Regions from separate parts of the Homo sapiens genome. Here region 2 is linked to region 1. Evidence: read pairs that join two places in POLR2A ChIA-PET (ENCODE). Cell type or tissue: OCI-LY7. All regions are shown on one strand. Each heading gives the region's core, and the rest is flanking DNA. Links, peaks and the distances in the headings are about the cores only. Region 1 holds the start of RPL11 (ribosomal protein L11). Region 2 overlaps LUZP1 (leucine zipper protein 1).

Region 1 (2,913 bases), core at 319-2,818:
CTCGGCTCACTGAAAGCTCCGCCTCCCAGGTTCACGCCATTCTCCTGCCTCAGCCTCCAGAGTAGCTGGGACTACAGGCGCCCGCCACCACGCCCGGCTAATTTTTTTTTTTTTTTTTTTTTGTATTTTTAGTAGAGACGGAGTTTCACCGTGTTAGCCAGGATGGTCTCGATTTCCTGACCTCGCGATCCGCCCGTCTCGGTCTCCCAAAGTGCTGGGATTACAGGCGTGAGCCACCGCGCCCGGCCGCTGTTAAGTACTTATATGTGAATAAGCGTAAGAAAGTATTGCTTATCAATAGCATATACATTTACAGTCTGGAAAAATGGTTAGGCCAACCAACCAGAGATTGTCCACAAGGGTGGCTGAGATAGTGACACCTTTGCTTTCTGATGGTTCAATGTACACAAACTTTGTTTCATGCACAAACTTACTTAAAATATTGTATAAAATTACCTTCAGACTATGTGTATAAGGTGTATATGGAACATAAATTAATTTCATATTCAGACTTGGGTTCCATCCCCAAGATATCTCATTATGTTTATGCGAATATTCCATAATCCGGAAAAATCCCAAATCTAAAAACCGTCTGGTCCCAGGCTTTTCAGGTTAGGAATACGCACCCTGTAGTAACTTGCCCAAGGTCACATAGCTACTAGCTGGTCGAGACAGGACCACATCTGCCTGTCTTCAAGCTCGGGACTCTTAAACCACCACTCCTTTCCGTTTGTATAAATTCTATTTGTGCCCGGAGTGGTGGCTCACGCCTGTAATCCCAGCACTTTGGGAGGCCAAGGCGGGTGGATCATTTGAGGTCAGGAGTTCCATACCAGCCCGACCAACATGGTGAAACCCCATCTCTACTAAAAATACAAACAAATTAGACCGGTATGGTGGTGCGTGCCTGTAATCCCAGCTACTTGGGAGGCTGAGGCAGGAGAATCGCTTGAACCCGGGAGGCGGAGGTTGCAGTGAGCCGATATCGCGCCACTGCACTTCAACCTGGGTGACACAGCGAGGCTCCGTCTCAAAAAATAAATAAATAAATAAATTATATTTGTTTACGTTGTTACAGAATAAATTTGCGTCATAATTTGCATGATTGATTTAATGTAGTTTTGGCGTTCTCATCACACAAGGACCACCAGCTCGTGACACTGGGAGGAGAGAACGTCCTCAAGGTCCGGAAACTCAAGGACGTGCTGATTCGGGAGCTTTCAAAAACTATTTTTGGAAAACCCAGATCCCGGTCTTCAGCCAGCGTCGCCTGCAGTGGCTAGCACTACCCACAAGGGAGAAGCCGACGCTGCAGGGCTTTGCCAAATGCGCCTCTCTTCCTCGTCTTCATCTCTGTGGTTAGCCTGGGAAAAGAGCCCGCCTCCTGGCCCATAAGGCCCTCGGCCGGAAGCTCCGCTTTCTCTTCCTGCTCTCCATCATGGCGGTGAGTAGCTGGGACCTGGATTTGCTTTCCTTTATCCGTCGCCATCCATGGCAGGCCGAGCCTGCGGGGGCTACTTCGCCCGCAGCCCGAGGAATATGGAGCCCGCAATGCCTGCTGGCCCAAAACTAGCAGAGCCGTTCGAGCCAAGGACGCAGGGTTGAATTCTGTCACTTTCCCTGCCATCGTTTTAGGAGCGGCTCCGGGCACTTGCCCGGAGTGCTCAGAAGCACGGTCAGGAGGCTGCAGCGGGGGCAGATGGGGTGAATGGAGGGTTCTGAGGCAGGGGGGTCCGGGCCTTTTCCTGGTCCCGGGGACTTGAGACTTGCTCGGTGCTAGGAAACCTTAGTCGGTTGCTCCGCTTAGGGAAGGTGCCAGCCTTTAGACAGCTTCCGAATAGGATGCTGGACGTCGCATAACCACGTGTTTCCTGTTAACTGAGCAATTAAGTTCTGTTTCTTCGCTCACTCCCCTTAGTTGGCCTTACAATGGGGGCGCTCTTTGTTACCCTGAGCCTCTTAGGGTTCGATCTCAGTGTCCGTATCTTTTAACACTCAATAACTGTCCTGAGTTTTCTCTTCACCCGTTCCGTTCGTGGAGGAAGGATAGGTTCCGAGCTGTCTTCTTCCCTTGATGTCCCCTAAACATTATACCTTTTAAACATTCAGGGTCTTCGTTACGATTTGGGATGAGCAGAAATAAAAATGCTGTGCAGATAGAAAGTAGTAAAACTCAGGGCCCTCAGCTGTGAGTGTATTGACTGCTGCTCTTCCCTGTTGCAGCAGGATCAAGGTGAAAAGGAGAACCCCATGCGGGAACTTCGCATCCGCAAACTCTGTCTCAACATCTGTGTTGGGGAGAGTGGAGACAGACTGACGCGAGCAGCCAAGGTGTTGGAGCAGCTCACAGGGCAGACCCCTGTGTTTTCCAAAGGTGAGTAGTCACAAGGACATACAGGGTTTGCCTGCTTGGGTCGCTTGGTTGTTTCTTGATTTACCTGCTGTCGAGTCTGTTTAGAAAGTGACAGTCGGCATCACTTAAAGCATTAAATTCATGAGCCGGCCAAGAGGTGTCTTTTTTTTTTTTTTTTATTCAAGATGGCGTGTGGGATTGGAACACTAGATTTTATTTGAGCAGATCTTAAGCTAAGACTAGCCCAAGTAAAGATTTTCCTAAGTAACTAGGATATGAGATAGAGTGGAAATGTCAGGAACGAAGTAAAGATCATTAGATCTGATTAGCAGTTAGGGTTATATAGGCTGCATTAAGAACAGGGCTGTACGGGAGCATGAGGCTTCAGTGGCCTATATTAGTGCCACTGCACTCCAGCCTGGTTGACCCTATCTCAAAAGTTGTATACAGATTGCCTGGGTTTGAGTGATGGCTTCACCATTTGCTGGTCTGACTCTGGGCTCTCTGGACCTCTGCTTTTTTCTTTGCATAAAGAGGGTAATACTTTATAATTGTGGAAG
Region 2 (2,913 bases), core at 233-2,732, 540 kb before region 1:
ATTTACTTACAGGGCAGTACACAGTTCATAAAATCATTATGTGTTAAAACAATGTAATGTTCAAGAGTAAACTCAAGGTCAAATCCTAGCTTGGCACTGACCTTGGGTCAAACCGATCTCACATCTTAGGGACTTAGTTTTTTCCTCTGCAAAATGAGGATAATAATAGTTATCCTCATTAATATCTACCCTAATGGGTTGCTGAAAAGAGATTAAATAAACACATAAAAGGTACTTAAGTACTGTAGCTGTCATATAGAAGTCAGCAACTGGTTTCATCATTAGTCCTCAATGACTAAGAATTCTTCAAAATATCTGAATTATAAACTTAAATGGGCCAGGCGTGGTGGCGGGTGCCTGTAATCCCAGCTACTCGGAAGGCTGAGATGAGGGAATCACTTGAACCCGAGAGCCAAGATCGTGCCATTGCACTCACTCCAGCCTGGGCAACAAGAGTGAAACTCCATCTAAAAAAAAATTAACACTTAAATGAGCTGCTCATTCACTGGTGAATCACTAAAATGGCCTAAATCAGATAAATACCCGCAGATAATTGGGAAAACAGCACATTTTTGATAAAGCTGTTCCAGGACTTAACCAAAAATTAACTTTATCTCAACAGTTAACGTTACCAGTTAACTTGAAACTAGATAAAAACAGAGATTTATGTTTAGAAACAGAAAAATGCTGTCAGACCAAGGTAAATGATACCATTTTTCTATTTGAGTTCTTCAGCATCTGTAGAAAGCCTATGCAAATAAAGCCGGCCAGGCACGGTAGCTCACACCTGTAATCCCAGCACTTTGGGAGGCCAAGGCAGGTGAATCACTTGAGGTCGTAGTTCGAGACCAGCCTGGCCAACATGGTGAAACCCTGTCTCTACTAAAAATACAAAAATTAGCCAGGCATGGTGGCATGAGCCTGTAATCCCAGCTACTGGGGAGGCTGAGGCAGGAGAATCGCTTGAACCCAGGAGGCAGAAGTTGCAGTGAGCCGAGATCATGCCACTGCACTCCAGCCTGGGCAACAGAGCGAGACTGTCTCAAAAAATAAAAACAAAAAATAAAGCATTGGAAAGTGGGCCAGAAAAATACATTTCACCCTTTAATTATACTTCAGTTCGAATCTGTTCCTACACAGATTTGCCTGTCAGCAGACTAAACATGTTCCTTTCTTAGACAAAATTTAACAATATTAATTTATTAACGTTATAAATAAAATCACAGTGACATTAATACAACCTAATGTTTTCATTAAGAGAATTCCAATTTAATTGTAATATGGGTCATATTCATACCATGATTTGTTTTATAGAGGTTTCAGCACTGAAAACAAGTGCTGTTATTCAATGGCGCCATCTTGGGAGGTAAGACCTTCCAAGGATTGGGATGACTGGGCGCATCTTCCAATCATGTGGCCAAGACTCAAAACTTTTTTGACGTGCCATTTATAGGATTCTCAAAGACAAACCTCACACACACACAAAATGCTAGTCTCCACCTTTTAGAATAACATTTCATTTGTGGCCAAAAACAATGCTGACCACTCACTTCCTTCACCAGACTTTCCTATCTCCAAAAGTTAAATATAAGCACCTGCACAATGATGACTTACCAGAATTAAGAACACGTAATATGCTCTAAAGACAAATTCAAAAGAAATATACCAAATATTTCAGAATTTGGAAATGTCACTAAAATAAATACATAACTTTCCAAGGCAGGGAGCAGTGGCTCACGCCTGTAATCCCAACATTTTGGAAGGCCAAGGTATGAGGATCACTGAGCCCAGGAGTTGCAGACCAGCCTGGCAACATGCCAAAATCCCATTTCTAACAAAAGATACAAGAATTAGTAGATGTGGTAGTGCGTGCCTATAGTCCTAGCTACTAGGGAGGCTAAAGTGAGAGGACTGCTAGGGCCCGGGAGTTCAAGGCTGCAGTGAGCTGTGATCATGCCACTGGAGTCCAGCCTGGGTAACAGAGTGAGACCCTGTCTCAATAAAAAAAAAATAACTTCCCATTTGGAGAGTTCTGATGTTTGTTTTTAAAAAGCCGTCCTAGGCCAGGCACAGTGGTGCCTACCTATAATCCCAGCACCTTGGAAGGCTGAGGCAGGAGGATCGTTTGAGGCCAGGAATTCAAGATCAGCCTGGGTAACATATCAAGACCTGTCTCGCCAGGCACGGTGGCTCATGCCTATAATACCAGCACTTTGGGAAGCCAAGGCAGGCAGATCACCTGAGGTCAGGAGTTCAAGACCAGCCTGGACAACACAGTGAAACCTCATCTCTACTAAAAATACAAAAATTAGCCCAGCGTGGTGGTGGGTGCCTGTAATCCCAGATACTCAGGAGGCTGAGGCAGAAGAATAGCTTGAACCCAGGAGGCGGAGGTTGCAGTGAGCCAAGATCGCGCCACTGCACTCCAGCATGAGCCATAGAGGGAGACTCCATCTCAAAACAAAACAAAACAAAACAAAACAAAAATAATACATAAATCTTGCCCCTACCAAAAAAAAAAAAATTTAATTAGCCAGGCATGGTGGCATGCACTAGTAGCCCTAGCTACTCAGGAGGCTGAGGCAGGAGGATCGCTTGAGCCCAGGAGTTCAAAGTTGTAGTGAGCTATTATTGAGCCACCGCACTCCAGCCTGGGCAACAGAATGAGAACCTGTCTCTTTAAAAAAAAAGGCAGTCATAATACCTTACAGTTGCCCCAGAGATGACTATGAAACTACATAGTAACAAAATTGGAAATGTGAAATATCATACCAGATCTGTGTAAAAGCAGTCAAATGATACTGAAAAGTAATGAAAAACAACTGAAATTGTCTAATTTAAACATTTAAACTCATACTTCCATTATATTTGCTTCCAGAGTGCCCCTGAAGGCACAGTATTTAATATGGTTAT

Evidence for each region. ChIA-PET counts read pairs that join two places held together with the same protein. Peaks named below come from ENCODE experiments on the same cell type or tissue, not always from the same donor. Only the 100,000 strongest peaks of a DNase experiment are listed, where the experiment ranks them.
Region 2: POLR2A ChIA-PET joins it to region 1 with 10 read pairs; 3 of 35 experiments call an interaction of 5 or more read pairs at or near these places.

The regions. Positions count from the first base shown.
Region 1 is chr1:23,690,386-23,693,298 of GRCh38, forward strand. It overlaps RPL11 (ribosomal protein L11), which reads left to right and starts at 1,421. Exons shown (of 6, transcript NM_000975.5): 1 at 1,421-1,444; 2 at 2,224-2,374. The coding sequence starts at 1,439. RefSeq lists an enhancer at 1,383-1,702. In OCI-LY7, for the core only: CTCF peaks have their summits at 1,269 and 2,019; DNase peaks (open chromatin) are centred at 1,346 and 1,846; H3K4me3 peaks cover 1,978 bases; H3K27ac peaks cover 1,773 bases.
Region 2 is chr1:23,155,334-23,158,246 of GRCh38, forward strand. The region is part of intron 1 of LUZP1 (leucine zipper protein 1); the gene reads right to left. Among named protein-coding and RNA genes, the nearest start is that of LUZP1, 12 kb to the right of the region's middle. In OCI-LY7, for the core only: no CTCF peak of the experiment used is centred there; no DNase peak of the experiment used is centred there; H3K27ac peaks cover 493 bases.